4 separate regions of the Mus musculus genome follow, and all the other regions are linked to region 3. The links are chromatin loops, found by intact Hi-C in ENCODE. Cell type or tissue: left cerebral cortex. All regions are shown on one strand. Region 1 holds the start of Csmd1 (CUB and Sushi multiple domains 1). Region 2 has its middle 72 kb from the start of Gm46033. Region 3 has its middle 200 kb from the start of Gm46033. Region 4 has its middle 40 kb from the start of Gm46033.

Evidence for each region. Peaks named below come from ENCODE experiments on the same cell type or tissue, not always from the same donor. Only the 100,000 strongest peaks of a DNase experiment are listed, where the experiment ranks them.
Region 1: a loop joins it to region 3, with 6 times the contacts of the local background. A loop is called at or near these places in 5 of 42 quality-filtered maps.
Region 2: it touches region 3 in a loop (13-fold over the local background); 7 of 42 quality-filtered maps call a loop at or near these places.
Region 4: a loop joins it to region 3, with 5 times the contacts of the local background. A loop is called at or near these places in 6 of 42 quality-filtered maps.

What each region holds. Positions count from the first base shown.
Region 1 is chr8:17,534,478-17,542,477 of GRCm38, forward strand. It overlaps Csmd1 (CUB and Sushi multiple domains 1), which reads right to left and starts at 908. Exons shown (of 70, transcript NM_053171.2): 1 at 413-908. The coding sequence starts at 497. In left cerebral cortex, a CTCF peak has its summit at 3,274 (motif pointing left); DNase peaks (open chromatin) are centred at 425, 1,000, 1,557, 1,934 and 2 more places; H3K4me3 peaks cover 1,595 bases; H3K27ac peaks cover 1,785 bases.
Region 2 is chr8:15,598,624-15,606,623 of GRCm38, forward strand. No RefSeq gene overlaps it. Among named protein-coding and RNA genes, the nearest start is that of Gm46033, 72 kb to the left of the region's middle. In left cerebral cortex, a CTCF peak has its summit at 3,126 (motif pointing right); DNase peaks (open chromatin) are centred at 107, 2,657 and 3,115; H3K27ac peaks cover 993 bases.
Region 3 is chr8:15,726,263-15,734,262 of GRCm38, forward strand. No RefSeq gene overlaps it. Among named protein-coding and RNA genes, the nearest start is that of Gm46033, 200 kb to the left of the region's middle. In left cerebral cortex, a CTCF peak has its summit at 3,026 (motif pointing left); DNase peaks (open chromatin) are centred at 3,005 and 5,311.
Region 4 is chr8:15,486,317-15,494,316 of GRCm38, forward strand. No RefSeq gene overlaps it. Among named protein-coding and RNA genes, the nearest start is that of Gm46033, 40 kb to the right of the region's middle. In left cerebral cortex, a CTCF peak has its summit at 1,461 (motif pointing right); DNase peaks (open chromatin) are centred at 1,066, 1,413 and 4,679.

The DNA of each region.
Region 1 (8,000 bases), 1.8 Mb after region 3:
CCCAGTATGTTTCCCAGGTGCGCTGGGTCCGGGGAGAAGTCGTGGGAACTACCCCAGCCTGCGACCCGCCAAGCCCACCAAGCGCCAGGAGCCAAGGCGCAGTTCTCTGCCCAACTCGTGTCGGGCTCTCTTCTCCTTGACAACCCACAGTACACAGCACAGAGAGAAATGTCGTTTAAGCCCAAGTGAGGGGGAAGGAAGGGCGGGGGTGGGGCGGGGGCAGATGAGGGGTGGGAAGAACGCGATGGAAGCTCGGTATCGGGCGCTGCGTTCCCTAGCGTCGCTGGTGGACAGCCACCCGGTCGGTGCCTGCCGCTTGGTCCCTTACAATCCTCAGATCAGACACTCGCGTTCGCAAACCGGGCCTCCGAGGGTTCGGCCGTCTCCCCGGTACCGAGCTAGCCTGTCTTACCCTTAGCTGCAGTGAGGAGCCCCGCGCACAGAACCGCCAGCACCAGAGGCAGGAGCAGCGACTTGAATTTCCTCCACGCAGTCATGTCTGCAGATATTCCACACGCACACGACACGGATGGCTCCTCTCGGATGCGCCGGTCTCCTCCGAGGAACAACCGGGCTCTAAACAGAGTCCGGTAATCACCAAAGGGCAAGGCGAGCTGGCAAGAGCTCCGGGTCCCCAGCCCGGCCGCGCATCTGACGCCTCCCGCAGCTCTGCGCGCCCGGCTCGCTCCGCTCCCGTAGCATCGGGTCCGAGCCACTGCGGGGCTGAAGATGCTCTGAGCGAGCGCAGCCCCGGGGCTGCCGGGGCCGGGGACGAGCGCCGGCCGAGCCGGGCAGGAAGGCACCAAGGCGGCGAGGCTGCGGGAGGGGGCGAGGCGGGAGAGGAGCGCGCGCAACCGGGAGCAACCTGGAGCGGAGGCAGCTGGAGAGAGAGCCAGCGAGTGGGAGGTGCGGGAGGGGCGCGGGGGGAGGGGGGAGCAGGGCTGGAGCGGGAGGAAGGCGGGGAGCGAGCGCCGAAGACAGGCTGCTAGAGGCGCAAGGAGCCGCTGCCGTGGTGGCTGGACTCAACCATCCTACCCACCGAGAGGGGAAGGAGGCTGGCACCGCGCAGTCCGGGACTCAGCCTGGCCTCGGGCTTTCAGGCCCCTGCTAGTGCTCCCGCAGGCAGCGCAGCGTTCAGTCTCTGGCGCGGCTGCGCGCAGGCTGGAGCACGGAGACTTGTTGGGCGCTCAAGTGGGAGAAGCCCACGCTGCGCACCGGGGAAAAACCATACAATTGGCCACGCGAGCGAGCCCGAGGGCTCTGTGGGGGCAGGCAGAGGCCAGCCTCCATCCTTCTCTTTCTCTACTGACCAGAAGAAGACCTCTGCCTAAGTTAGGAAAGAAATGCAGGTGGGGGAAGAGAATGGGCCCAGCTGTGACTGAAACTGGGAGCAAAATGGTGCTTTTAAAAGAAATTATAAATTACCTTTGAAAAGGTGACTGTCTGCAACTATGATGAGCCTCTGACAGGTTCCTGTTCTGCTCCTGTTTAGTCCTGTTAGTGTTACCCTCATTGCAAGCCCAGCTCTATGTGGGAAACAAAATGAATCTAAACAACCCAACTGGGCTGCCACCCTGTTCTGGTTGTGAGAGCAGGAGAATTGACAAAAGTGTAGTGAACCCCAGCATCACATCCAGCATTCCTGCAAGAGGGATCAGAAGGAAGTTCCTAAAAGCAGGTCTACTGCAGCCAGTGAGTGCACACAGAGTAAACTACTAGAAAAAGGCTGTAGGTTAATTGAAAAAATCCAAACCAGGTGAAGGCTAGAGTTCACAGATGCTCCATTCTTAGAAAGGATTCGGGAGTTCTAGAGGATAGGATGGAAGGGGCCAGGGATGGACATCTCAGGCCCCCAGCATGGGAACATTCATCCCATGCTGACTGTGAGTTGTTCACACCAAGGAATGAGGATGGTGTGTGGAGGCAGGCTGATGGCCACATCATCGCACCAGCATTGTGCCCACTGTTAGGGGCAGAGTCACGGTGTGCCACTCAAGTTTAGTGTTCTAGAGCTTTCTTGCTCCCTGAAGCCCACGGATGACGTGAGGGCATGAGAGTGACTCCAAAAATGTAGAGTCACCGGCTGTACCTTACCTTCCAAGAGTAACCAGAGACTTTATCCAGCCTAGAATCCTTCTCCTGGAGATTGGAGCTCCCCAGAAAAAAAAAAAAAAAAAAAAAACCCTGGGCTCTGTTCTCCTGCAGGTTTCCCCCAGGCTCTCTTGGAACTGATCTGAAGTTTTTTTGTTTTGTTTGTTTGAAAGTATCCTCCCATTGCTCTTCCCTTATCCCTAGGGGAGAAAATTCCAGGCTATCTCTCTAAAGCAATGGATTGAGAATGATGCCCTGTGTGCTTCAGTGTGACAGGGAGTGGAAGGGGTCACCTACAGTGTGATTTTAAGTCATTCCCCCAGGTGTTATTTACACTCCAGCAAGTGAACAACAACAACAAGACCTATTAGGAGATCCGATAGCTCATCCGCTGCTCCTCCTTAGGACCCATTGATCTACAGAAGCAGCATAGCTGAAGACCTCCATGAGAAACGGTGTCCTGTCTTCTGAATGCCACTCCTAATGACTCATGTCACCAAGAAGGATTTCTGCCATTAAAAACCATTTCCAAATCTCACTTCTTTGTCGGGGGGAGGGGGGGTGTGGGGGGGGGCTCCCAGATGGAGCCATGTTATTAGGGTCCGAATCAAGAATGTTCAGTGTCACCTGAGATGTCAAACACCTTTGCTTTGCACAGAATGGTGGCACTTTGACAACTCAAGATTGAGTGGCTCCTTCATGGCCACAGGCTTAAAGACCCTTTTTCTTTCAGATCCAGGGTGATACAGACCGGTAGAGACAGCACTCAGGAGACAGACGGGGCCATCACCTCAAGTTCAAGCCCAGCCTGGTCTAGGAAGAGAGTTTCAGGCTAGCCAGAGCTACACAGGGAGGCCTTGTCTCAAAACAACAATAATTAAAACACTTTTTGGGGGGATGCTTTTGTTGCAAATTATCTATTTGAGTAAAATTGTAGAGCAACAACAGTCAAAAAAATGACAATCACTTTGTTTCAGATTAGAAAGGAAGAAAGATCCTGAGTCTGGAAGTTAGAACGACCTTGTCAGATTGCAACTTGATTGTGAGCCCAAGGCATAAGACTGTCCAGGAAGAATAGCTCATTTTGGAGGAATGTGATAATATTGGGAATCTCCCCCACCTAGGATCTCAGGCACTTCACAGCCCAGAAGGAAACCATGGGGCTCTGCTGCCATCTAGTGCTCTGCTTTTCTTTTAGGAAAGCCATAATCCCATCTCTTTTTCATCTTCCACTCCGGTCACCTACCTTCTTGGAAGATTTTGCCGAGTATACCTTCATATCCCTATGCCATAGACAAAGAACATTGATAGCATCCTAGAGGGTCTCCCCTCTTTGGGTCTCTGATTTGATATGAGGGCGTAATTTCCCTCAGATCTGAGAAGGCCCTAATTTAGAATTGTTACAAGGTAATCTCAGTGAGGGACAGTGAGATTTCACCCCTAGAAATGCTGCGGGGCCTCTTTGCAGTGACTGGAAGGTTTGTGCCACTGCATGGGTGTGGACATCTTTCTCAGTCTCTGCAGAGCACTCTTCGGCCTCCACAACCTGGATAAGCTACTCTAGAAACATGGTTGGTATCCAGACTGGCCCGGAGGAGTTCAAAGAGAAAGAGCAGAGAGGCCCCTGCTGTGCTGAAAAGATGGCGATGTCCCTGAGGGCCCAGCATCATCCACATGAAGGATGACAACCTAAACGTTCAAGAGATGAAAAGCCCCTGTGAGATGGAATCACCTAAGGAGAGGACAGAAACATGATGCTTGAGATAAATATAGATTGCTTTTCACAATGTACAAATGAGAATACTAATTAGCTGAAGAGCTGTACGGGTATGAAAATCTTAGAGAATACAGCTTGTTGCTAGGATGGCTAAATATGACTTTGTTTGGCTTCCTTAATCCTGTATTTGAAATAGATGGACGATCATGAAAGAGTTGGAGGGGACTTCTTTCTTTAAGAAATCTGGCTACCTATAGGAAGGCACCTCCTTCAAAAGCCAGAAGGTGAACTCTACTTGGATGTTTGTACCCATATAAATCCCTCTCCCCCACAAAAGACCTTAGGACATATACAGTTGATGGCAAGATTCTTCTCTGCCCTGCCACCTCCCTAAGGGGAGAGCATAATGTGACAGGGGTATAGAATGTTCTGACAGTAATATCATATCACTATTCTTTGTAAGTGACCTTAGAATACAGCAATCCCCAGGCCACCATTGAAAGGAGGTAGAGGCACATAAGCAAGTGTGATGACACACGCTGCTGTGCATGACTCTCTTGAGTGGCTCATCCATACTTGCCTGCCAAGCCTTTGCTATGCCTTTCTGATAAAGCAGTGTGTGCATTCTATGTGTGCATGCCTTTAGGGTGGTGGATACTCACGATAAATGGTTCATTGCATAGATTAAGAGACTTGTGAATCCTCTTTCATCATTATGTAGCTTGCCTGAAAGGGCACTCTAGGAACCATGGGCATCTCTGTGCATAACAATAACTTAAATCAGTGTGATGTTTTGTATATACTTGGCCCAGGGAGTGGCACTATTAGATGCTGTAGACTTGTTGGAGTAGGTGTGTCACTATCAGTGTAAGCTTTTTTTTTATTAGATATTTTCTTTATTTACATTTCAAATATTATCCCCTTTCCTGGTTTCCCCTTCGAAAACGCCCTATCCCCTCATCCTTCTCCCTGCTCATCAACCCACCCATTCCCACTTCCTGACTTTGGCATTACCCTACACTGGGGCATAGAGCCTTCACAGGACCAAGGGTCTCTCCTCCCATTGATGATGGACTAGGCCATCCTCTGCTACATATGCAGCTTGAGTCATGAGTCAAGAAACCATGTGTTTTCTTTGGTTGGTGGTTTAGTCCCTGGGGCTCTGGGGTTACTGGTTAGTTCCTTGTTCAAGATGCCTAGAAGCTAATCCTCTCCTAGCAACCTTCAGATGAAGATGTAGAACACTCAGCTTCTCCAGCACCGTATCTGCCTGGATGCTTCCTGCCTTGATGATAATGGACTGAACTTCTGAATGTGTAAGCCAGCCCCAATTAAATGTTGCCTTTATATGAATTGCCTTGGTTATGGTATCGGTTCACAGCAGTAAAATCGTAAGGCATCTGGTCATCTGTATTATGGACGTGCACGTGGCTGGTTTCAACCTCAAAGTAAGCAGTTTTTCTTGGATAAGATCTATGATTTGGCATTTCCAAGTTCAAGGTGACATGGTTATATCAGAGGTAATACTTTGACAAATACTGGTATCAGAGATGAACCTTGGAGTCAAAAGAGTCTGCTTTGAGTCATACATTTACCTTCTTCTCAGCAAGCAAGCATGCAAACAAATGTAGTCTGTGTTTCCTCATCTGCGATGTATGTAATGAGGTCTCCCTTACCCAGTATTGAAACAACATCAGACATACAGTAAAGCTTCAAAGACGGGGTCTCCTTTCCCCACACAACCCACCTCTGAAATGGAAGAAAGAGAAGCAGCCAGATGGGGAAGGTATTCCACCAGCACCAACTCATAGTTTACAATTTCAAACTGGAATTGGGGAGACAAAAAAGAAAAAAAAATTCAGTTGTTATCTCCCAGTTTGTCACAAGGTGAATCCAGCTGACACCCAGAGGGGAAACTGAAGATTCCTTTGCTCTGACTTGCAAGGCAGCCTCCTAGCCATATCCTGAGGCTCCGTGGAACAGAAGCCATCTTGAAAGCCATCCTCTGCAGCTAGGTGGCTGGCCACTGGGCCCGCTTATTAGTAATGCTTTCCTTCTGCAACAAGACTGCCCAACATGGAATCACCATGCACATTCGCCAGCCCAGGCTACTGTGGCACGTCAGAGAGAACCAGATGCCTTTGCAGAGCAAATATTGTCTGGAAAGCTCACATAAATGCTGGCTCAGCATTAAGGCTCAAAAGTGACAAGTGACTATTAACTTTCCAGAGACTTCCACAGTTGATATTCCAACCAATTTGAATGTCAAAAGGGCTATGCTAAAAGCAACTCTCTAGCTTCCAGGAGAGCCATTCTCCCTTCAGTGACTCCATTGTCATATATGACTGTCATATGGGGTTTTGACTAATGAGCAGGCTACTTCTCAAGTTTGTATTTCCTTCATATATCATGTTTCATCACTTCCCTGTGCCTCACCTCACGCTGAAATACATTGATTAGCAGCCATTTATTGTGAAGCTTTAGTGAGTTCTCCATAAGAAGGACATTTCATGATGAAAATAAAAACATATGAACAATCTTTTTTTTCTCAGAGAAAGAGTCAAGGTAAGCACACATATTTTGCACACACACACACACACACACACACACACACACACGCCTTCTTTTGCAGTATAGGAATACTTTTGACTGCACAAGCCTTACCACTGAACTTGGATAAGTGGCTCTGAGTTATTTCATTTAGTTCATTACTATATATCAGTGAGCTGTGCAGAGGCCACAAATTAAAAATGACTATCTAGCTCCCCTGTCCTTTGAATCCTGCTATCCTGGCATCCTGCTATCAGGAGAAAATGTAGACATCACTGATAATGTTGTAGCACTTTCCTCTGTGAGAGATGGTTGTCCACACCTAGTAGTTTCCTAATGTTGAGGAAATGTCTAACGAAAGTGTTTTCTCTCAGCTTTAAAATGAACATGGAGTAATCACACTTCTTCTAAAAAACGGGTTTCTGGTGCTGATAGCTTTTCACAGTGGCACTGGAAGTATCTGGTACACCAGATATCCTGTGGACACCACTATCATTGGTTCTGTAGGTATTCCCACAGAGAGGTTCCTAGGGTCGGTATTCATAGTAAGCAAGAGGGCATCTGAGACCAGGGTCTTTCACAGTTTTACTTGATAGAAAACCATGTTTTCTACCAGTCTATAGCTACCTGCTTTCTCTGTACCATATATTGAGAGATTCTTTGTATAGACACATATGGGTACTCACTAACCTCAATTAATGTGCCAATTTTCCCATTTCCCAAAAAGTTAATATGTATATACTTTATATAAATAAGAACTGCCTAGTCCTTAAAAACTGTATCTACTTTCTTAACTCATTTGACTGTTGAGAGAATTAATTAAGATGATGTTTGGGGAAATGATGGTTTTTGAATTGGGCTAGAAATACAAATACAGACTTAGCTTTCTTTCTTTCCATCTTTCCTGTGTTGCCTCTGAATTTAAATGTATTTTGGTTTTGTTCCCCCTGAAGGATTGTCATTCTTTTCTTATTGATTGAAATAAGAGGTTTTCAGATGTTTGCCGAAAATGTCTATGCAAAATCTTTCCTATTGGAAAAAATTCCTCTTTAAAAAGGCAAGTTATCATCTTTTGAAGTACTGCAAGATTGTCAATTCTTGGACTATTCCTTTCACATGTGGAGCAGTGCTTCAGGCGGTGCCAAAATAGTATGTGATTGCTGCCATCAGCAGCAGTGGGAGAAACCCGACACTGACTCCCTGAAACATGTGGAATTCTGCGTTTATCTATGGCGCTAACATATCTATTACCATACAGGTCAGATATGAGCTTGGGAAGAACCTGACATCCTGAAAGGTCAACCAGAGGCTTGGTAGGTCTTGTCAATAATTTCCTTAAAGAATGGAGAAACAGAAGCCTAAATTAAGGCCTTTTTCATTCTACCCTGCTGCCTCCAGGGAGTCTACTGAAGTGTTTCTGATATTTCAAGACTTTGAATGAGCTTGCAGGAAAGATGAGATCTAATATCAGCTTAAAACATGAAAAGGCATTCCAGGCAAAGAGGAGAAGCAAGTGGATAGATTCAGGGGGATATCTGCCCAAAGAATTCTATCAGATGATAAAGATTATTGTAAAAAAAGTTTCCAAGCTAGGACAGAGGATTGTGAACTTCTGACTAGTTGCACTATGGCAGAAGTAGGG
Region 2 (8,000 bases), 130 kb before region 3:
TTGGATAAGCTGGCTACACAGAGCACCGTCACCTAGAGCTGTGATCCTGTGCTCAGCGATCCAGAAGATCTCCTGCTCAGAACTGCCAACTGAGGAGTGCTGGGTGGGGCTGCCATCAGGATGACAGGAAAGATGTTGGAGAATCCCTGTGAAATCTGACTAGCCCTGCCAACATGAGGTAAAGGGTGTGAAGACTAGTTCATTTGAAAGGAATTGCTTAGAGAATAGAGCCATGGGGTACTTTGATTGTACAAGAATATTTAGGAAGATTTCAGCCATCATGTGCTCAGTGGCCACTGGTACTATGGCCCAGGTAGTAACCTGGGCTGGTGTCAATGTTGTTCACAGGACACAGGCTATACAGAAACGAAGAACATAAAAATTGTTGGTATATAGATGTCTCAGCCCAAATTTCAAAGGAAACCCTCAGAGGCCAGACAGTGTTCAGCAGAGTGGAAATCCCTGTAGGGAGGCCATGGAAGGAAGGCTTAATATGAGATGTTCTGAAGATGATTTCAGCCCAAGCTTCTGTCTGGACATTTCACCAGGATGGGACAGAAAGACAACTGGTCGACCTTGTGCTCATCAGTACCCTGCGTTACTGCTTTCCCTACAAGCGCTGAATGTGGATCCATTCACCGCTCTTCAGCTGAAGATGTCAAGTCTGTATGTGACAGAGCAGTTTTCCTCTGCGAAACTTCACATTTAACCGTAAAGCATGCTGCTGATAGAAAATCACATCTGCTTATCCACACAAGTGTATTAAGCCCTCATTTGTCGCCTCCACACTTTAGAATGACTGGTGCTTGTCATGGTGCAGTCTTGCTGTATTTTATATATGTGTGTGTGTGTGTGTGTGTGTGTGTGTGTATATATATGTATGTATATATATGTATCCACACACACTCAAGTGTGCACACTGTGTAGGTATATGGGAATATGCACATGCCACCACACATGGAGGAGGGAAGAGGTCATAGGACAATTGTAGGAATCCATTTTCTCTTTCTCTTGAGAACTTAAGAATCCAACTCAGACCCTTAGGTTCGGCCATAGGTGCCTTGAGTAAATAAGACATCTCTCTCATCTCTGATTTATTTTAACCAGAGATTCCCCAGTATCAAACACTATGATGCTATCTCAGTACATAAATAAGTGTAGGATATAATTTTTTTCTGAAGCTTCTTGCTTTGTAATGGATCCAGCTTCCATATAACACGTATGTGGAATCAGCTGTGTGTGGAAAAACAGCATGCTCTAGGCTACAGATGCTTTCTTTTAAAAAAGGAAACAGTATCATGGAGACTTGGGGGCCAAATCACACAGACTAGAAATGACCCTGGAATGATAGCTGTGTTCCCACTCAGAAGCACAGAGTGGTGAGTCATCACTAAGAGCCATTTCTCATCTGAGATAATAAATTAGAACAAACTGTATAAATAATTTACCTACTTGGCCTCAGAATAAGCCTTTTTTATATATATAAGAAATTTATTCTGTAAGAATAAAGCGAGAGATTATGCTAGAGTCATTTGATGTTTCAGTTGCCACAGGAACACAATGGTTCTATTTAAGCCCTGGTTATTAAAATTATATGAGCAGCATTCAAGAAATATATTTTGATATCTGCTATTATGTAACACGATATTTGTTTTTCTTCTTGACAGAGGAAAAGCTCTGTCTACTGCAAAGCAGGTAGGACAAGGAAACAGAGTGAGTCCATCCTAACTGGCTTCTGCCTCACTCACTTCAGGCCAGCTGCAATAAATGCCCATTGGCTGCATCCCTCTGACAGAAACTCTAAACATAGGCTACAGAGGGAGTGAGAGGCTCCTTAAATACAGGGGCACTTTGTTGCAATTATGAGGGATTCCAGTTTTTGTAAGTGAGTTTAATGTTAGTACTTACAGCATTCCAATTATGGGGGGATTCCAGTTTTTTTGTGTGAGTTCAAGGATAGTATTCACATAGCTATTCTGTGACAGAATGCTTTTCGTATAGGTTTGGTCTCTCAAGATCGATCCCTTTGTTTGAAAAATAGCACCTAACAGCAGCCCCACAGAAAGGAGAAAATGAAGGAATCCCAGGACCTGGCTTGCCTACGGTGCTGTGATGGACTAAACCCTGGGGTTTGACAAAGACAAAACAGCCCCAAAGCCCTGCTGATCGGGAAACACAGCTGACAAATGAGCAGGCTAGCCTATTGACCTGGGGACTAGCATACTTTTAGACAACTGCAGGATCCTTACATAGGAAGAGTATATTGTACAGATACTTAAAGACAGGTTCTATGAGCATGACTCGACACTCTGCTAATCCGTTAGGGATGAGAACGTAAAGAGGCATTCTCCAGCAACATGGAGGGCACCCAGGGAAATATTGAGGGCATTGCCTATTTCATCAACAATGAGATACACTTCTGCAGCAAGCAGTTAGTGAGGGCACAGAGGGAAGAGTCCAAGGGCTTGGTGACCACGAGTAGACCTTACATGAGACCCAATTTCACGTAAGAAAATAATTCTATTAAAAAGCAGGGAAAATGACTGGAATTGCTGTTCAGTGTTGGCATGTCACTGGGTTCCTCCCCAGCCTTCTTGGCTTTCTTAGAATTAAGAGTTTTCCCCAAGTCATGTATCCAACAGCTGCTGGCTTTCAGCACTTCATCTTGGTAACACCAGCCATAGCCAAATTCAGTACACTGGCTGTGAATCATTGATCCCAAGTGAGAGAGAAGGAAATTTCTGGGTACCACATTAGAACTGCTAGCATCAAGGCACTGTGAGGGTCATGGGATAAGCTCGGCAACTTTTCTGGGGTCCTTACAGTTGACATCGGAGGTCCTAGTTGTTTATGGGATTAGGACCCTTCACTACTGACCTTGTCTTTCAGTGTTCAGAGGAATGTATTCCTGCTGGTGAGATGTTAGATTCCTGGCACTTCATCTCCCCCTTTTCTTTTATCCAGTGGGGCTGTGGAATGCTGCCCCGGGTGATTTTTAAGGGGAAACATATATTCTAGTGTCAACAAACCTCTATGCTGTCTCTGACCTTGAGGGAGCCCTGTAGTCAAGTCAAAAGCTTCCGGAACGGGGATGGAAAACACACAGTAGAGTGACCATCAGAGGGCAGTGTCCTCAATGCTGTCACCGTATCTCAGTGCAACAGGGATACAGAGTAAGTTTCCAAGATTTTGTGAGTAGCCTGCTAACTCCAGGTTCTGTCCCTCTAGGTAGCAGAGCACTCAACCACTTTCTGTGTGGAGAAACAAATTCAAATAGGGAGCTTTAGGGAGGTTATTATGTTTGAAGCTAGTTTCTATTGTGTTCTGAACATGAACCAGGAGGCTGAGTTGGACAACTGAAGTGTCCACCAGCTCTAGGACGTTGCTTAATGGATAGCTCCGTTCTGTTCTTTCCTTAAGTGAGATGAACACTGATATAGGACTTGCAGTAGTCAAAGTCTCCAGAAAGTTCTGAAGATTATCTGAAGGCCAGCTTCCTAAGCTTGACCATCTAGGAAGGAAAAGAGAATGTCTGTCTAACTTGATATAAAATATTAATTAACAAAGCAAGGACGTCAATGCCTGCTTCTGCTTGTTATAGGCTTTTAGTGTGGTAGTTTTACCAAAAAAATTATATGAGTTTATTAATAAAGCAGGAAGGGAGAGGATTAAACGATAGCACCAAAAATGTTTGGCAGTAATACAGAAACTGTTTCACTAAGGATTCTCCAATCTGATAATTGTCACTTTAATGACAGAGAGCATGTGAACAAAGCAAGTTGGTAATTATTTCTGATCAGAAGGGGCCATGTGTGACTCTTTCTCCACAACTGCTCTGTCATCCAGGAGGCCTCAGACCCAGGGCCCAAGTGGACTCCAGGGTCGGCTGCGGTGGTGGTGGAATGTCCTATTCTCTTTTGTTTGTTCTTCTGTTTTGTTTTTCGTTGAAATGAAGAGCGAGGGAAACGTTTGGTCCAAATTCTGTACATGTTTACATTATGATCCTCTCTCTCTCTCTCTCTCTCTCTCTCTCTCTCTCTCTCTCTCATCTCACTATTTAGGCCTGGCTGTCCTGGAGCTCTATATGTAGGTCTATCTAGCCTTGAACTCACAAAGATTCTCCTGCATCTGCCTCTTCAGTCATCTGAAGGGAAGAAACCTCAATTGAGAAAATGCCTCCATAAGATACAGCTGTATGGCATTTTCTTAATCAGTGATTGATAAGGGAGAGCCCAGCCCATGGTAGGTGGTGCCATCCCCAGGCTTGTGGTCCTGGGTTCTGTAAGAAAGCAGGCTGAGCAAGCCATGAGGAGCAAACCAGTAAGCAGTACCCCTGCCATGGGCTCTGCATCAGCTCCTGCCTCCAGGTTCCTGCAATGTTTGAGTTCCTGTCCTGACTTCCTCCAATGAACAGTGATGTGGAAGTGGAAGTTTCTTTAGTCATGGTGTTTCATCACAGCAATAGTAACTCTAACTAAGATAGTGTATGACAGAGAGAATATAGAAATATTATAGACAGTAGATAGATACAACAGGGATAGAGAAATGTTTGGTGACAGAGAGTAAAATATAGAAATATCATGGTTGTAAGGATATATTTGGATTTCTTGCTCCCAATTCCTTTTTAAACTTTTATTCTTCTCTCATACACTACTTTCTTCCCCCAGTTTCCCCTCCCTGCACTCTTCTTGCCCACATCAACTCCCCTGTCTTCCCCTTCAAAATGAGCTGGCCTACCAGGAATATCTACTGAGCAGTGACCCTAGCGAAGTCTCCTATTTACAGGGGATTCAGAACGCAAACTGGCCATCTTCTATAATTGGCAGGCTCCTAGCAGTGGGACTCGGGGATCAATCCAGCCATAAAACCTTCTGCTATGCTGGGGCAATGGTGGTGCAGAACTTGTGGGAGTGGCCAACCCATGACTGGTCCAACTTGTGACCCATCTCACAAGCGCTCACATAGTGCCTGGATAGCCAGACAGAGAAACAGAATGGCCCAGAGACCCAGGATAGAAACAAACGCAACTGGAAAAAAAAAGTCAGTGAAATGATCCCTGATGATATTTTGCTATACTCATAGAGCAATACCTGGCCCAATGGTCATCAGAGGGGTGTCAATCAGCAACTGCTAGGAGCAGATGCACAGACCCACAGTCAAACACTAGGTAGAGCCACAGGAACCCAGAAGAATGAGGAGAGGAAGGATTGTAAAAGCTACCGGGGGTAAAGGACACTGATGCAGAATCAACTAGGCATGGGCTTCAGGGGCTCACAGAAACTGAAGCGACAGACATGGACTGTGCATGGGTCTGAGCTAGGTCCTCTGGGTATATGCTTTGGTTATGTAGCTTGGTGAACTTGTGGGACTCCTAACATTGGGATCGAGGCTGCTTGCATTTGGGACCCTTTTTCTCTACTGAGTTACCACATCCAGCCATGATGTGAGGGTCTTTTCCCTTATCTTTTCAATTGAGCGAGGGAGAGATAAACAGTGCTTAGTAAATCCAGGTTTGAGAGATAACTCTGGACAAAATGGTGCTAAGTAGCTAGTTACCTGGGAAATTGCATAGGGGCCAAACACCCCAATTGGAATTATGTTGCCCAATCTCAAATGCTCATTGTATGAGCCTTCTGACCAAGGGTGTGGCATGAAGCAGACTGGCATCACCATGTCCTCTTAATAAGGCTTCCTCTACAGTCACAACTTTAGGTCACTGCAAAAAAAAAATGGGTACAGGCAGAGTGTGAGGAAGCATAGACCCCTTCTGTGGGGTTTGGGCAAGGAGTTAACCTCAGTGTGAAGAATCGGAGGACTTTTCTATGTCCCACTACAAGGGCCAGGAGGCAGCCTGCTTTCCAGTCTATTAATCTACACTGGGCTTTGAGAGGACAAGCACCTTACCCAATGGTGCCAGACATTTCCATGTGCCCTGGAGAGACAAGCAGCATCCAGAAGTCATAATGCTGGGCTGGAGGGAGAGCAGGATGCAGTTTCTGTCAGTTGCCCAGAGAAATTACAGAATGTCCTGTGTGTGCAAATGAAACACATGCGGGGGTTCTAAGGGTGGTAGCAAGCTGCTACCTGGTCCCAAGTCCTATCTCCATAGCAACCACAGCAATTGAGTCTCAAATGACCACAAAGATCAGTCAGCAAACACTGATAGGCTCACACCAGCCCGGCAGTACAGTGGAGTGATGGGTCAGTCCTCCAGCTAGGATGGAACACCAAGAGGCATGCTCTCTCTCTCTCTCTCTTAATTAATTAACATTAATTAAATATTTATACTCCATATTTTATTCACACACACACACACACACACACACACACACGCACACACGCCACCCACCCTCTGACTGTTCCACATCCCATACCTCCTCCTCACCACCCCTGTCTCCACGTGGATGTTCCCACCCCCTATCCCACCTGACCTCTAAACTCCCTGGGGCCTCCAGCCTCTTGAGGGTTAGGTGCATCATCTCTGAATTACACAAGACTGGGGTGGGGGAGGGGGAAGGGGAGTTACCTGATCTGGTATTGGGTGAGGGAAAAGGACTGAAGCCCCGAGGGCAAGCAGAAAGAATGGAAACAGGCAAGCTTGGAGGTTGGGGGAACCCTTCAGAATGCACCAGACACCTGGGAGGTGAGAGACTCTCAGGACTCAAAGGGAGGGACCTTAGATGAAATGCCAGACAGTAGGGAGAGGGAACTTATAGAGCCCTCCTCTATCAGGAAGACAGGACATCAAGTGAGGAATGGGGTTGCCATCCCACAGTCATAACTCTGACCCATACTTATTCCTGTCTGAAAGAATTACAGGAGAGAAGCCTGAGGAAAAGAAAGTCCAGAGATAGGCCCAAAGTGGGATCCAGCTCAAGGGGAGGTCCCAAGGCCTGAAACTATTACTAAGGCTATGGAGCACTCTCAAAAAGAACCAAGCATGACCACACTTCGGAAGACCCAACAAGCAGCTGAAAGAGTTAGATGGAGATATCTGCACCCAACCAATGAACATAAGCAGCTGACCCCTGTTGTTGAATTAGGGAAGGCTGAAAGAAGCTGAGGAGAAGGGTGATCCTGTAGGAGGACCAACAGTCTCAATTAATCTGGACCCCGGAGACTCTAAAACACTGGACCACCAACCAAGCTTCATACACCAGCTGATATGAGGCCTCCAACACAAATACAGTCTTTGTTAGGACTAGGTAATTCAATGGTATGTATCCCCTGTGACCACTGGACATTTGCAAGTATCAGGAGGAAGCTATATGACACAACATTGACCTTAACAGGCTGCATCCATGACAAAGCCCAGTTGGATGCACTGAAAACACATTAGCTCTAATCTGTATGCCTCTCTCTCTTCCTCTCTTCCTCTCTTCCTCTCTCTCTCTCTCTCTCTCTCTCTCTCTCTCTCTCTCTCTCTCTCTCTCTAAGATTTATTTATATATGGTAGTACACTGTCACCATTGCTATCTTCAGCCACACCAGAAGAGGGCATTAGATCCCATTAAAGATGGATTTGAGCCACCATGTGGTTGCTGGAATTTAACTCAGGACCTTTGGAAGAGCAGTCAGTGCTGTTAACCACTGAGCTATCCCTCCAGCCCCCTGTAAGCTTTTCTTATCTTTTTCATGTCAGCATACTTGATCCTTAGCAACAGTGTGTCTGGGTCGATCATGGCAATTAGCACCAGGCCCCTTCCCCAGTGGTTCCAGGGACACTGGGGGTAGCAACACGGTAGACATCTATATGAGCTTTGATGGGTTGCTAACACATATCTCCTCGGTGATGTACAACAGAGAGTGAAAGCACATCGGACTAGGGTGAAATCCCCATGTTTTTTTCTAGCTAAAGCACATCAGTTAGAAACTAGAAAAATCCCCACACGTTCAGTTTGCCTCATTCTTGAAATAACCAATCAAGTTTATCATGGTATTCTATTCCAGAAACTTCTTCACACTGTACCTGCTTTTCTAGAGGAAATTGTGTTAAGTCA
Region 3 (8,000 bases):
GTACAGAATACTGTAGTGATACGCTAGCCAGCATTCTACCACGAATAGAGAGAAGTTCCCATTGTCCGTGAAGTTGAGGCTTTTGTATGGGGTGAGCTAAGGTTATGGCTGTTGTATTTAAAGACTTGCATGAGGAAGGAGCAAGGCAGCCCTCCTTAGTCAGCTGAGGAAGGTATCTTGGAATGGCGACTTGTATGGCATCGGCTCATATGAGTCATATGCAGGGGAGGTTGCTTCAGCCCCATAAAGACGTCCCTGGGCTGCTATTGTGTAACCTTAATGGTGAACACTCTTAGTAAGAGGCTAGACTAATAAAAGGGACCTGTAAAGAATATCACTGAACATGATGGAGGCAAAGCCACAGTGCACTGGGCAGGTATGTGTGTTTCGTGGTGTTCATTTTTCAGGCTGTGGGAGCCTTTAGAATTTCACGAGCTTGGAAATGCTGAGTTAATAAGTATTTGCTTGGGATCAAACCATCTTCAAGGTCTGAATGTCTCAGGGTGATACTGATTATCTGGCTTGTATCTTTAAGACAGAGGTAGATGGTTATGAAGCCCAGATTGGGTCATTGTGCTATTCTGGAGCCGGAGAGAGTTATTCATGGGACAGAGGTTTGAAAGCTCCATCCACTTCATCCTTTCTGGATAGAATAGAAGACAAATGGGGAGAAAGAAAAATACAGAACACATCTTAGGACTGAGGTAGGTACCACCATGCCTAATTTCTGTCCCACAGCCAAAGCCCGTTGCTTGCCAACTCAGTACTAATGATGTAGGTACGAACTACTTCCAGGTGACCTGGAGAGAACACAGATGCAGGAGATCGAAGAGAAGCCTCCAGGGATCCTGTTAACCAGAGTTTTGGTGAATAGAGTTTGCCTCAGACACTTGGCTTTTACAGAAGTGTGATTAACCCACGGCCAGAGCAACGGACCAGTGGGATTTGCAACTATACTACAGATGTCAGATTCCATGAGGGGGGAAAGAGTCTTCATCTAGTTCCAAGTTTTCTCATGACCCAGGGTTCCTCTGGCCACATCAGTCCTGTTCTTTTCAGGGACTGTAGATGGCATCAGATGCCGCCCTGTTAAAAAAGAGCACTAGTGAACTTGAGCTTTGGTCTGTCCATTCTCTGCCCTGTCACCAGTAGAGGCATTGGGATGTGAGCTGATGTCACCTACTGTGCCCCCCTCCTAGAATAGGAAGCATTTTGTGAGGATAGTCCCAAACACGAAACCTGACAACTATGGCTTAGATTCCTGGACCACTGCCTTTTTAGCCCTCCCTCCTGCTTGTCCCCTTCCTTCCTCCTACTGGGAAAGATTGCATGGGCAGAAGCTTTTCCTGTCGGGTTTCCTTTAGACAAAGAGGTGCATTCATAGACGGGTAGAATCACGAAGCTCTTGCAGATGTCTATACACACCTGTCCGCCTCTTTCAACCGAAGAGTTTTTCTCTGCTTGCCTGCCTCGTTTCCCGCCCCTACACCCCGGTATGGAAACAGAGGGAATTAAATGTCCGTGCAGGCACTAAGTACAGAGGCAAGGTGATTAGCAGGAATACTCTGTAACAGTGGGAATGTGCTCTCCAGCCATTCATTCAGTAATTTGGCAAAATGTGTAGACATCTAATGGCATCATTCATTCCTAGGAATAGTCACAGTAAAAGTCATAAGTTATAACTTTACATCTTCTAACCATTGGTTCTCAAAATTGAAAGCCTAAATTCCTATTAATAGAATGCAAAGTGAAATAAAAATGGTTTAGTAATTTTTCAGAACTATCACAATTTACATTTTGTTTAATAAGATAACAGAACTTATGAGATAAATGTAGAGTATCCTAGAACTCTAGAGTAAATAGAACCAGGGTCTATGATCTGCTGATTGCAGAAGAGTCCCAAGTAAGTCTTGAATCCTGGGTGCATCATTTGCCATGGTCACAAAGAGCTTCTCTGTATATAACTGTCAGCTTCCCCACTCTGCCTAAGTCTAAGTTAGCCAAACTCTCTCATCATCAGGAGCTCGTGGAAAGAGTCTCGTCTGGTCTCACCTGGTTGATCTATAGTTATTTCCCCAACTGAGATACACCAAACACATTGTTGTCCTCTCTGATAGAAATGGCTCTTGTTTTTTTTTTTTTTTCTGTGAAAATGCTGTAATATTTTGAATTCCTGCAGGTATTTGCAAACTATGGAACAAATAGTGTTTCCAGTGGAGGCCTTCCCAAAGCCAGCAGGGCTGACAACTTCATGAAGCAACTCAAGCATGTGGAGCGTTGAAGCTCACCTTGAATTCCTGAAGGCATCTCCTAACTTGGGGTAGTTGTCATGCTATGTAGAATGGCTGCATGTGGTCTCCCTTGGCTAATTACCTGTGAGGCATCCCTTGAGAATAGTTACAAAGCTATAAGGGATGGCGAGAGACACGTTCAGATCTTTAACAGTTTAAAATAAAACCCAGGGAAACTGTCTCAAAGACTAGGAGCACATATTTCTTTTCCAGAAAGCCTGATCTCTATTGCCTGCACCTATAGCAGGTGACTCACAATCTGCTGAAACTCTAACTCCAGGTGGTGCAATGTCCTCTCCTCTGGAGGCACCTGCATCCTGTTCAGACACTCAAACATACAGCATATACATAACTGAAATAAAGTATAGTGAGGCCCGCGGATTTGGAAGGAGTTGGTAGAAGGGAATACATGTGATCAGAATTCTCAAAGAACTAGCAAAATGAGGAAATATATTAAAACAATAAAAAAAGAAAGCCACTTCATTTCTTAATTACTCATGATAGGCATAAAGGAATGTTTAATTTGGAGTTAAACTAGGTAAAGTGAGTGAGATCCTGAACCAGCACTTCAGCTCTAGGAACTGAAAAAGCTAATGAACAAGTATTTGGATTTTGAACTCCACATTGAGTCTGCAGTTGGCCAAGCTTACCATGAAGGCCTGAAGGAGGGTTTTAGCCAGCTGGCTGCTCTGGTCTGCACCAAGGACTCCATTAAGCAGCGCCACCTGGTGCTGGCAGCAGCAATAGCCTGTAGCTGACCTAATTCTTAGAGGCCCACAGACAGAACTTGGGGTACCCTGAGAGGCTGATGAAAATCAAAAAGCACATCCATACTTCACAATGTATCTGGGAACACTTTACTCATTTTGGATAAAATTTCCCTTTGAAGAGCTTTTTTTTTCAACTGATAACTAGCATTGAAGAATGTATAACTATACAGGGGTATTCTAACTGAGAATACTATTCTAAAAGTTAGTAAGTGAAGACCAACATTGTCAACTAACCCTGGAAACTTTCAGAGAGGAATCCACCAACTAAAGAGCATACACGGACTAGACCGAGGCCCCTGGTACATATGCAACAGAGGGCTGTTTTGTTTGGCCTCAGTGAGAGAGGATATGCCTGTCCCACTTGATGTGCCAGGGTGAGGGAATATGGGCAGACAGCCTTTCAGAAGTGAAGGAGAAGGGGTATGGGGGAAGGACTCTGTGAGGGGGGAGCAGGAGGTGGCAGCATTTGGGATGTTAATAAATAAGTAAATAAATAAATCCAAACACCTCCAGCTGCAAGACTTTTTCAACAACCCAGGAAGAAATATTTTTAATGCATTTCATCATCAAATGTAATTACAGCATTTACTAGGAACCTAATGATAACCATTAATGACAACTGTAAGACAGATGCAAAATTAGCTTTGTATTAATTTATTAGAAAGCAAAGTGTTTTCTAAACATAGAAGGCAGCCATCTAAGGGAAAAGGCCCAAGGTACTTAGGCTAGAGAGTGGCAAGATACTTTCCTGGGTAATTTCTTCCCTAGTAGTATTTTAAATCCGTTCTATGATTCCAAAAATGACTGTATGTCAATTTCTACCATTGATATTCAAGATGGCTTTCAAAACCCCACTAATAAATACTTGTGTTCTTTCCAGTGTGAGCTGGTTATAAACACTAGTCACATGGTTTCATTTCTTTTGACTAAATACTAAGAAGGGTGATTTCTAGGTCCTGGGTAAGACATCTATTTAGCTTTCTTTTTTCTTTTTTCTTTTTTCTTTTTTTCATATTACCACCTCACAAGCAATGTCTTAGTTAGACTTTCTATTGCTGTGAAGAGACACTATGACCATGGCAAAGGCAGCTCGTGTAAAGAAAATAGTTGAATCAGGCTAGCTTATAGTTTCCAAAGGTTAGTCCACTATAGTCATGGTGGAAAATATAGTGGCATATAGGCAGGCATGGTGCTGGAGAAGGAGCTGAGAGTTCTTCATGTTGATTCAAAGACAGCAGAAGTAAATGCCACATTAGCTAGGCTTGAGTATTTGAGAGCCACTTCAACAAGGCCACACCTCCTAATAGTGCTACTCCCTAGGGGCCATTATGAAAAAATTTGTTTTTTTCATATTCACTTTACATCCAGCTTACTGACCCCTTCCTGGTCATCTCTCCCACGGTTTTTCCCATATTGCCCCTTCCCAACTCTGAGCAGGTAGCCTCCTCCCCACCCCCCACCCCCGGGTGTCCTTCCTACCCTGGCACTTCAAGTCTCTGTGAGGCTAGGGGCTTCCTCTCTCATTGAGGCCAGACAAGGCAGCCCAGAACATAGAAGAACATGTCTCACAGACAGGCAACAGCTTCTGGGATAGTGCCCAAGTCAGTACCCACATGAGGACCAAGCTGCATATCTGCTACATATCAGTGGAGAAGCCTAGATTCAGTCAATGCATGTTCATTGGTTGGTGGTTCAGATTCTGAGAGCCCCAAGGGTCCAGGTTAATTGACTCTGTTGGTCTTTTTTGTGGAGTTCTATAGGGGCCATTTTTATTCAAATTACAGGAAGCAGTATATGACCATGCTCAAAGCCTCTCCCCAAATCCATAAGACTTACAGATTTTGTTTTAGCTTATGTAGTAGATACAAGATGTGGCTTTGCTTCTGCATAATCTGCCCACTTTGTGTTCGGAGTTTTCTTTTCGGTGATGTAGGGTTTAAGAGTTGTTGTTTTGCTTTGTTTTGAGGCAGGGTCTCACTACATAGCTTTCATTAGTTTTGTCAAAGGGAAGCAGTGTTTTTCTAAGTTCCCTACTGTAATGTTGTAAGTATTAGATGATGTCATACTGCATTAGTTGGTAATCGACTCTAAGTCCTGTTCCATGAGCAGCTTGTGGTGAGTCTCATGACTTGTGGTTATAAGAATGGAATGACTTATAAGCAGTTGTTCTGAATGCCTTTCCTTGCACTCAGATTGCTCTCCTCCACTTGCGGCTATTCTTACAGTGCCACCAAATGTGGTTGCTGTGGTCACATGGGGCCTGTCTTAGTCAGGGTTTCTATTCCTGCACAATCATCATGACAAAGAAGCACTTGGAGAGGAAAGGGTTTATTCAGCTTACTCTTCCACATTGCTGTTCATTACCAAAGGAAGTCAGGACTGGAACTCAAGCAGGTCAGGAAGCAGGAGCTGATGCAGAGGCCATGGAGAGATGTTCTTTATTGGCTTGCTTCCCCTGGCTTGCTCAACCTGCTCTCTTATAGAAACCAAGACTACCAGCCCAGAGATGGCACCACCCACAAGGGGACCTCCCCCACATTGATCACTAATTGAGAAAATGTCTTACAGCTGGATCTTGTGGAGGCATTTCCCCAAATGAAGCTCCTTTCTCTGTGATAACTCCAGCCTGTGTCAAGTTGACACAAAAGTAGCCAGTACAGGGCCCACATCTCTATTCTCCAGTGTGCAGTGACATATAATACTTTCATTTCTTATGTGACTCAGAAAAGTCCAGGTGTCCCCTGAGTGGGAGTCTTGTGTTGAACGAGTGGAGGAGAACTGAGTTTATGCTTCCAAACTATGAGAATAGAAGACACGATATGACCTGATTAGCATGGATTAACAGTGCCTTGTCTTGACAGTGGGGAAAAAAATGGTGGTGTTTGAATGTTCTGGCAGACTAAGGAAGATAGCAAATATTCAGCAGGACTCAATCTTTCCGTTTACATTGAATCTATTCTTAGGTAACCATGTTCAGTGGGATATTCTTGTGATTTTGAGCTGTGCAGTGAGCCATGGATGCTATCAGAAACCTGTGACCCTGAGGTTGAACCACTCCCATCGCATGCTTTGCCTTCCTTGCCTAAGCTTGCTCATCAGGCACTTTCATAGTACAAGCAGCTGTGTTCTATCTGCTAACAATTACCCAGGCTGCTGTTTTCCAGGACCTGGGTTCTATTTTCTTGTACATCCTTATTCTTTAGGTATTATTACTGCACTGTTCTCAGAAGGCCAGCTGAGAGCCAAATTGGTAAACTCAAAAGTCTGGTGGAATGTTCCTAAGAAACTGAGCACATAGCCTTCTGTGTGATCCAGAGAAACCAGAACTTTGATATATTCAAACTCTTGACAACATCCTTCATTGCAGCTTTATTTCAATGGCCAATTTTGACTATCAAAAATTATCAAAGATTAGCTTCAAGCATTCCTACCACAGGGTACCACTTAGCTCTCAACAAAAACATCTACAGGATGCTGTGGTGTGGATGGATTTCATACCATGTTGAGTGAAAAGGACCAGTTGCAAAAGGTTTAAACAGAATGCCCTGTTATTCTGTTTATATAACATCCTTGAACTGAAAGAATTACAGAGAGAAAAATATTGGTGGCTGCCAAGGTTTGAAATGGAGAATAGAAGTTCAGGTATTTCTGGGAAGTGGTTGCTATAGAGTAGTGTTGCTGCTTTCTCAGATCTACACAGTGTGAAACTACTTATGTTGTGGTCATGTCAGTCTCCTACTGTGACAAGGAACCCTAGTCACATGAGATGATCATGGTAGAACTACCGACACAGTGGGTTGATGGAACCCCACTTCCTTATCTTTGCAACTAATTCACTATTAACATGTTGTTATTAAAGTTTATTCACTAAAATTATTATTAATTTAATTATTAAAAACAAACAATTTTTTGTAAAATAAATTAGGGGAAAAACCTATTGTGAGTCATCTCTTGACTATTTCTTTACTAATTAATTGATTAATTTGAAAAAGAATCACATTTTTCCAGGCTGTGTAGCCTGTGTAGCCTCAGACTCACTGTGTAGCCAACGGTGACATCTGATCGTCCATGTCTTGAGTGCTGGGATTGCAGTTATATACCACTGCTCTGAAGATAATGGGTTAGCTCAACCACTCACATCAGCTGCTGACTGAAATTCACTGGCTTTTACATATGACCTAGAAACTTCTGACAACATAGAAATGAAGAACATACAACTCAGCTTGACTTTCTGTGACTACTTGTATGTATTATCCAAGTTTGACTTTTTTGCCAGTTTTGTGAAGGAATCTCATATTAAATTGCTTATAGCAGTTTTCCAAAAAAAGGATCTCCAGTCAAAAGAGGCTAATGAAGTAGACGTTTTGAAAATATTTTGCCAAAACATGTAATAAGTAAGGGGCTAAGATCCATTCAGTCCATATATATATATGTATATATATATGTATATACATACACACACATGTCTATCTATATACACATATCCATATATCCATATACATGGATATTTTGAAAATATCATTTTTTCATATACATAGAATATAGGCTAAACTTCAGAAATAGAAAAAATTATGTCTATACTAAAACCTTTAAACAGTCACATAATAGGAAAGGACTAGATATTGAAACCCCTTGAATTGCTGTCTCAAATGCTTGGCATGAGTTCTAATAAGAACAAGAACATGCAGGTAGACTGAGCAAGACACTGCACATCTGGATTGTACACTGAGGTATTGTGTAGAACCAAGGCAACTTGTGATAGAGAACACTGACTCCTTGCTCTGTACCTGGTGTGTGTGTGAGAGAGAGAGAGAGAGAGAAAGAGAGAGAGAGAGAGAGAAAGAGAGAGAGAAAGAGAGAGAGAGAGAGAGAGAGAGAGAGAGAGAGAGATGGCTTTCACAGCAAATGGTAGGTAGCAGACAAGGGAGAGAGCAGAGAC
Region 4 (8,000 bases), 240 kb before region 3:
GATACGAACAGTTCACTGGGACAAAAACCAAAGGAACGGATTAACAGCTTCCGGGGATGGAAACAAAATCCCTGTCTGAGAGTTATAAGCCGTCACTTCTTTCTCTATCATATCTTCCCAACAATCTTGGTTACAAATAAGGTGATTTTAGAAACATCATAAACAAGATTTGCAACTTAAATGTAGTAACTCTCCAAGGGGGGAATCACATTTCCCCCTTTAAATTGGCACCGGCAAATTTAGAACCTTATTCTAAAATGAAATGCCTTCTATCTCCTAAGAGACTGGAATCTTAATCTGCCTGCAAGCTCAGAAGATCTTTAGTTTTTACTTTGGAAAAACAAGGTCTTCCTTCAATCGATTTGCAGGTTCCCCACCCACCCACCCCCGTGATGAATTCCACGGGCATTTTTACCTTTACTTTGTAACAGCTGTCAGTTTAGTTGTTGTACATGAACCACATTATTAGGTGAGTATAAAACTGTGCACCCCAGTCACCCACAGCACAGGCCACTGAAGGGAATCAGTGTGTGTGCTAGCAGAAGCAAGGGTGTGGAAACTCAGAGGGTCCTGGCTTCTCTTGCCTTGAACAAGGCATTGATATCCATAGCGTTAAGCTTTGCGGGTAGATAGAGTATGGGACAACCGTATTCCTCTTGGGGTCTGGTCAATTGGGATCACTGTTTTTATAATACATGTGTAAGTTTATGTAAACAATATGTTAGACCCTGATCAATAACTGTCTTATTTTCATTCACCTGAGTGTTTTACCCCTTGTAACTTACACTCAGAGGTGGGGCTCTGGCTGGAATTTTTTTCTCTCATTTGCAGCAGTAGCTGCTATGACCTCTGCAGTGGTCAAAGCCAGAGTCTTGCTTCTTGGTTTATAGCCATGATAAGCACCACTCTGCTCTGCCTCATCTTGTTACGTTGTGTTTTGACAAGAGAACTACTCCATCTCTTACCTTTTAGCACCTTTTCTAAAACAGTGAGCTTATGCAGTTGTAGACATCACAGGTTTCTCCTGGTATGCCACGGTGCATGCTGGGTAGCAGAAGAAGCAAGGTGTGAAGTGTGGAGGAGGCTGCTCCCCCTGCAAGGAAGGCTTTGGTGGAGGGGAGGGCTCCTAGGCAGGCCTCCTTGTGCTTCTTCTTTGGTACAGTATGTTTCCTAATTTGTCTAAATAAGTCTTGTGAGCGTTTTTCTGTATCCTACCAAACAATAATTCTTTTGAATCTCAGTATGTCAGTCTCCTCTCTGTCTCCCCCAGGGCACAGCCTAAGGCTTTTTATTTTTAAACAAGAAGCTACTTATTAAATGGTAATATATTTAAATATTAATATCAGTACTTTACATGCAGTTGTGCTCACGTTTAAAACTTTCTTTTACATTTATTTTTTTTAAAAAAGCGATCCTGTCAGTAGATGGAGAATTTACGCTGGAAAAAAATATGATCTTGTCAGTAGATGGCGAACTTGCTACACATAAAGGCTGAGGCTGTTTACTTGTTAAAAAAAAAATCTCATTTTTGATAAGATGTGATTTGAAATTTCCTTAAATTAAATTCATTCAGATTATTGTAAACTGACCTACTAAGTAACCTGTTTTCTATGCTTACGTCCAATGTCCAATCTTAAAGATATTTGATTAAAGGAAAATAAAATTTCCTGAATAAGAAACAGTGCACTGATAAGTTTTGAGTCTTAATAAACTTAATAAATTGCTGCTCCCAAGTGACAGTCTTCAAAACACATGGAAAAAAAAAACCCACCACCACCACCAACAACAACAATCACCCCGCAAGGGCTACTTGCCTTGGCTGGCTGTTCAGCCTGCTCAAAGCACCATCTACCCCATTTTTAAAAAATAAGATGTCACCAAACATTGAGAGAAAAGTGGGATACATACATCACCCACTGGAAAGTGGCAGGAGAAAGTCTTGGGGGCTGGAGTGAATAAAAGAAATTCCTAACCCAAAGTTCTGTACTCAAATCTATCAGCCTAAAGATACAGAACTCGATTGATTAGCATTGGAAGTGCCTTTCGTGGTGTGACTTCTTTCTTTGCTTAGGGGTCCTGACAGTTTGGTTACTAAGTTCTGTTATCTCCTATCAATAATTGTGGGTCTTTAAAAATTCTACTGTATAGGGAAGTTGGATTGCAATAGAATAGAAAGACATATGGATATATAATGTAACACAGCTGGCAAAGTTTTTCTCATGTTGGTGATTATGTCCGCTGCTATGTACCAGCGTGTTAATTTTAGGCCATGCCACTTGTCAGTTCTTGAGGTAGCTTCCTGTGCTCTTGGGGCCCTCAGAAACATGCCAATATCTTGAAGAATTCCCCCATATTTTCTTCTAGTTGTTTCAGAATTATAGGTGTCACATTAAGGTGTTGGATCTCTTGATCTGTTCCAAGGGAATAGACTTTGTGCAAGAGGAGAGACCAAGATCTGGTTCTATTCTACTTTGTGAGGCTATCCAGTTTCCCTAGCACAATTTATTGAAAAATAAATCTCTTTGGTGTATGTCTTGGCAACTTTGTTCAATACAAATGCTTGTTGTTGTGATAGACATCGGTGTCCACATTTTTTATTTATTTTATCGACCTGTGTAGTCCTTTTAATGCCAGCACCGTGCAGGAATTGCCACTATAGCTCTATGGTACAATTTGAGATTGTGAATTATGATACCTATAGCAATGATCATTTTATTCAGGATTGTTTTCGTTATCCAGGGTCTTTTGATATGAATTTTTGAGTTGTTTTACTTGTTTTGTTAGAAGGTAATTGGATCTTTGATGAGCACTGCTTTGAATTTATAGATTGCTTTCCGTGATACTGCTGTCTTCACAATATCAACTCGGCCACTCCTTGAGCACAGAAAGTGTTTCCCTCATATTCTGTTGCTGTCTTCAGGCTGAAGACATGGCTCCACAGTTAAGAGCACTGACTGCTCTTCCAAAGGTCCTGAGTTCAATTCCCAGCAACCACATGGTGTCTCACAAACATCTGTAATGAGATCCAATTCTCTTTTCTGGTGTATCTGAAGACAGGTACAGTGTACTCATATTGCTATTTTCAATGTCTTAAAGTTTCACTATAGATGTATTTTGCCCCCTTGGTGATATTTATTCTAAGTCATTTGTTTATTTATTTGCAGCTATCATATATATGAGTTGTTTTTTTTTAAACTGATCTATTTTTAGCAAGTTTGTTATTGATATGGAAAAGCTAATGGTGTCTTCTTGTTGGTTTTGTAGCCTAGATTGTTGAAAGTGTTTATTAGATTTAAAAGCTTTCTGGTAGAGTTTTTAAAGTCTTCTAAGTATAGGGCTGCACCATCTGAAAGTAGGAATAATTTGACTTCTTCCTGATTTTTTAAAATCATCTGTATTTCTTTCTCCTGTCTCTAACTAACTGTTGAGCACTCTATTGAGTAAGACCAGCGAGAAAGGGTACCTTCACCACACTCATGATTTGGGTAGAAATCTTAGTTTTTCCATATTAAGTATAATGTTGGTTATATCTTTGTCACATACAGCTTTAATATATTACAATATGTTCCTTATATTCCTAGCTTCTTTGGTGGCTTTTATCAAGGTATGTTGATCTCTGCAAAGCCCCATTTTGCTTCTATTGAGATAATTTTGGAATTTCTTTTTACCATGATCCTATTTATGGCTTTGCGTTGTATTTATTGATTTGTTTGGTGCAGCACTTTTCTCCATGTAATGAATTCAGCTTGGTCTTGGTGTATCATCTTTTACATGTGTTCTTGAATTAGTTTTATAAGTATTTATTAAGAAAATGTGTGCCCTTATCCATCAGAAAACTGATCCCTCTCTTTCCCTCCCTCCTTTCCTCCCTTCCTCCCCCCTTTCTCTCTTTCCCTCCCTCCTTCCCTTCCTTCCTCCATTCTTCCCTTCCTCCCTTCCTCCCTTCCCCTTCTGCTCTCTCTCTCCCTGCCTTCCTTCCTCCTCCCTCCCTTCTTCCCTCCCTTGATGTGTGTGTTTGTGTGTGTGAGTCCTTGTGTTCTTTCAGCATGGAGGAAATGCTGGATCCCTAGATTGAGTTTGGTCATGCTCCTTCCCTTTCTAGTTTGTGGAAAAGCCTGAGAAGTATTTCAGTTAGGGCTCCCTTAAAGACTCCATAGAATCTGGCAGGGAGTCTGTCCAGTATGAGATTTATTTCCTTTAGGGTGATATTTTTATATTACTGCTTTGATCATATATATATATATATATATATATATATATATATGTATATATATATATATATATATATATATATATATATCCAGGAATAATTTATCCATTTTGCCCATATTTTCCAGTGTCTCCCAATTCGATTTTTCAGAGTCTTCCCTAATGATCCCTGGATTTTATGATTTAATGATCCTTTGTAATTTGTTGTAATAATCCTAATAAACCAGGCCCAGAAAGGCAAACACAACATTTCTTCTCACGTTTAGGATATAGATGTAAACTTTTATATATGTGCATCTTGTGGGGGGCGGCAATAGGGGGCCCTGAAAGGAGAAGAGGAGATCTTGGGGGAAGAAGCATCAGCAAGAGGGGAATGTGCACACAGAGGCTTGGAACAGTGGGTGGATCCATCTGGAGCAAAGAAACAGACTGCATTCACTACTCTTCTATTGCTGTAGGAAAACACCAGGAACAAAGCAGCTTAAAGAAGACGGGGTTTCTTCGAGCTTACAATTCCAGAGGAGTAGGATTCCATCACAGCTGGGAGACATGATAGTGGGAGCAGGAAGGTGAGAACTCAGATCCTTTACTGTAAACACTGAGTGGTATGAGCCACTAGAGATCTTAAAGTTCTCAGAGTCCATCCTAGTGACATACTTCCTACAGCTGTGCCTCCTAAACCACAAGCTAGGGACCAAGTACTCAAATGCCTGAGCCAATGGGATAGAGTCTCAACTCAACCATTAGAGGGACTATTAGAAAGGAGGGAGGGGAACAGCAGTGGGAAAAGGATGCATAAAAACACACACACATACACACAACACACTCACACACATACACACACTCACACACACACATTCATATACACACACATATACACACACATTCATATACACATACTCACATATACACACACTCACACACATACACACTCACACACCCATTCATACACACACACATATACTCATACACATATACACATGCACACATATACACACACACATACACACACGCTCACATATACACACACTCACACACATACACACACATTCATATTCATACATACCCTCATACACATACACACACATACACACCCATACATACTCAAACACACATATACACATACACACTCACACATACACTCACACACACATACACACATGCACACATATACACACATATACACACTTATACACACATATATATATACACATGGACATACACACACACACACACATATACACACATATACATGCATACACACAGACACACACGAACAAGCTATAATGTCGTTCATTACTTTGTATTCTATCTTCCTATCCTCACAAATTAATTTAAAGAGGAGAAAAGACAGAATAATATTTAATATGTAAGAAAAAATCATGGCTGAAAAAGCAGACACTTGTAGATAATAGTGAGATGTGTGAATTCGTCCCGTTTGTGGGATAACAGTCTGCTAATCCATTTAGAACTCTCCCAAAACAGGGTGTCAAGAAACCAAAGCTACTCCTCTTTTGTCATTGTTACTTTTGTGCCTGGGAATGCAGGCATCACCCAGCACAGTGTGGACCCATTTTGGCATAAGGTCTGTTTGGTGAATCTTCCCCTCTGTGCACTGTGCAGTCAGCAACACTCAGATGGCTTCTTCTCAGACATCTCTGGTGCTTACCCTGGGGTGTGGGCACATGGCCTTTCTTATACTATGAAGCCCCAAAAGAACCAGCCTGCCTCCATTTTAGGCTTAAAGCTATTTTATAGTAAAGACAAACTAGGCTTATTCCTGATTATGACTAAATCTCTGTTTTTCAAAGATTGGGCCTATAACCTCAACAACAGATGTTCCTCACTGCTTGTCCAGGAATTGCAATCGTGTCTTTGTTTCAAAAAGTTGTTTGTAACCATCTTGCAAGCCCACCTTTGTATCTAAAGGGTTGTTACGGCTCCCTTGTTAGACTCCCTTGTTATGCTCCAGCTTGCAATGTGTCTTTGTTTCAGGAGGGACTAACTTGTTATGCTATATTCCGCCCCTGTAACCCTGCCTATTTTGCTGACAAATCTCCAGTTTGGAAACTCCCTAGCCCTGAGTTATAAAAGTGTTGTCTTCCTCACATCCAATGCCGACCCTTAGAACACTACCTTAGGGGGAGGCAGACATGAATAAAAGGCTTGCTTTAATTCAGTCCGTGCTTTAATTAATTTGGCCATGATGGGTTGGGTAGACGGTCTTTCTGCCCCATCTTTGGGACTAACAGCCCCGTTTCAGTGGATGACCAAGAGAAGAATAGCAGCCGTCTCCCAGACCATGTTACCTCGTGGCCATGAAGCTTTTTTATTCTGTTTTATTCTTTTTATTCACATCTCTTTTACTTTTTGTTTTGCTCTGTGGTTTAGAGTCAGGGTCTTGGTATATCTTCTAGTCTGGCCTTGAAATAATCATCTTTTTACCTCAAACTTCCAAGTTCCAGGACTATAAGCATGGATAACTGTACCTGGATTTATATTTTTCCAAATAAAAGAATAATTAATTTGAATAGTGTATATTATGGAATCACAATATGGCATATGGTTCTCATTAAGCTATCAAATTTTATAATATATAATTTATAATCATTATCTGATATAAATATTATTTACTGAGCATAGCTCTTCTATTCATATTTGTGGAAATAATTCATTGAGGTTGCTTGCTATCATGCTTATCAATGAATAGCAATCCACAGTCAGCTTTTGTAGTGGTTACAGCCAACTATAATTTATGACTTGTTCTTGTTTCTGAAAGGCAGACACCCTCCCCAACCCTCTTTTCCTTTAATCTTGAATGTGATGTTTCTAAATACAATGAAAATATTCAGGATGACATTTATGCTTTATCTAAATCCTCCCCCCCCCCCCACTTCACTAAGTAGAGACTTTTCAATAATGCTTATCCTATCTGGTAAAATTCACGTTCTTTTGAGATTGATTTCCGGAGAATATTCATTTAGATAATGCTGAGAACTGACACAGTTTCTCTGATTTCGGGTGACTGATTGTTCAAGGTGGCTCTTATGCATTCGAAAGCAATGGCAAACAGCAAATAGTAGAGACTGCTTTACAAATGTCGTCCAAGCACGGGCATTCTTAAGGCATAGAAGCTCATTGTCAACTCAGTCTAAAGCCCTTCTCTTATGACACACAGGAGCTCAGGGTCTCACAGAAGTTCACACAGCACTTCCAAGACTGAGCATGTGTGCAGGGAACACACCAAGGAACTACTTGCACACGTTATAAAAACACGTAAATGTAAATCGTAATTGGCAGGAGCTTGGTGAGGACAAAAGAGCTCAAAAGAGTAATGACTCCCTGTTCTAGTTAGCTTCTTTGTTGCTGTGATAAAGCACTGTCCAAAAATAACAAATAGAGGCTTTATTTCATCTTACAGCGTCTTTATCATGAAGGGAAGCCCAGGCAGGAAGTCTAGGGCGGATCCCTGAAGCCGGAACTGAAGCAGAAACCTCGAAGGGCTGCTGCTCACTGGGCTTCTCCCCGTGCCCCACTCAGCCTGCTTTTTTTTTTTTTTTTTTTTTTTTTATCCAATCCAGAACCTCCCCTTTAGGAGTGGCATCACCCACAGTGGCCTGAACCAGTCTCCAACAGTTAAGGAAAATGTCTCCCAGACCAATGCAAGCAGTCGGTTCTTTAACTGAGGTCCCCTCTTCCTACCTGTGTCAAGTGGACAGCCGAAGCTAACTCTGACACTTTGGGTTCAAAATATGCTTAGCTTTTAAGCTGATATAAAGAAGATCCCATCT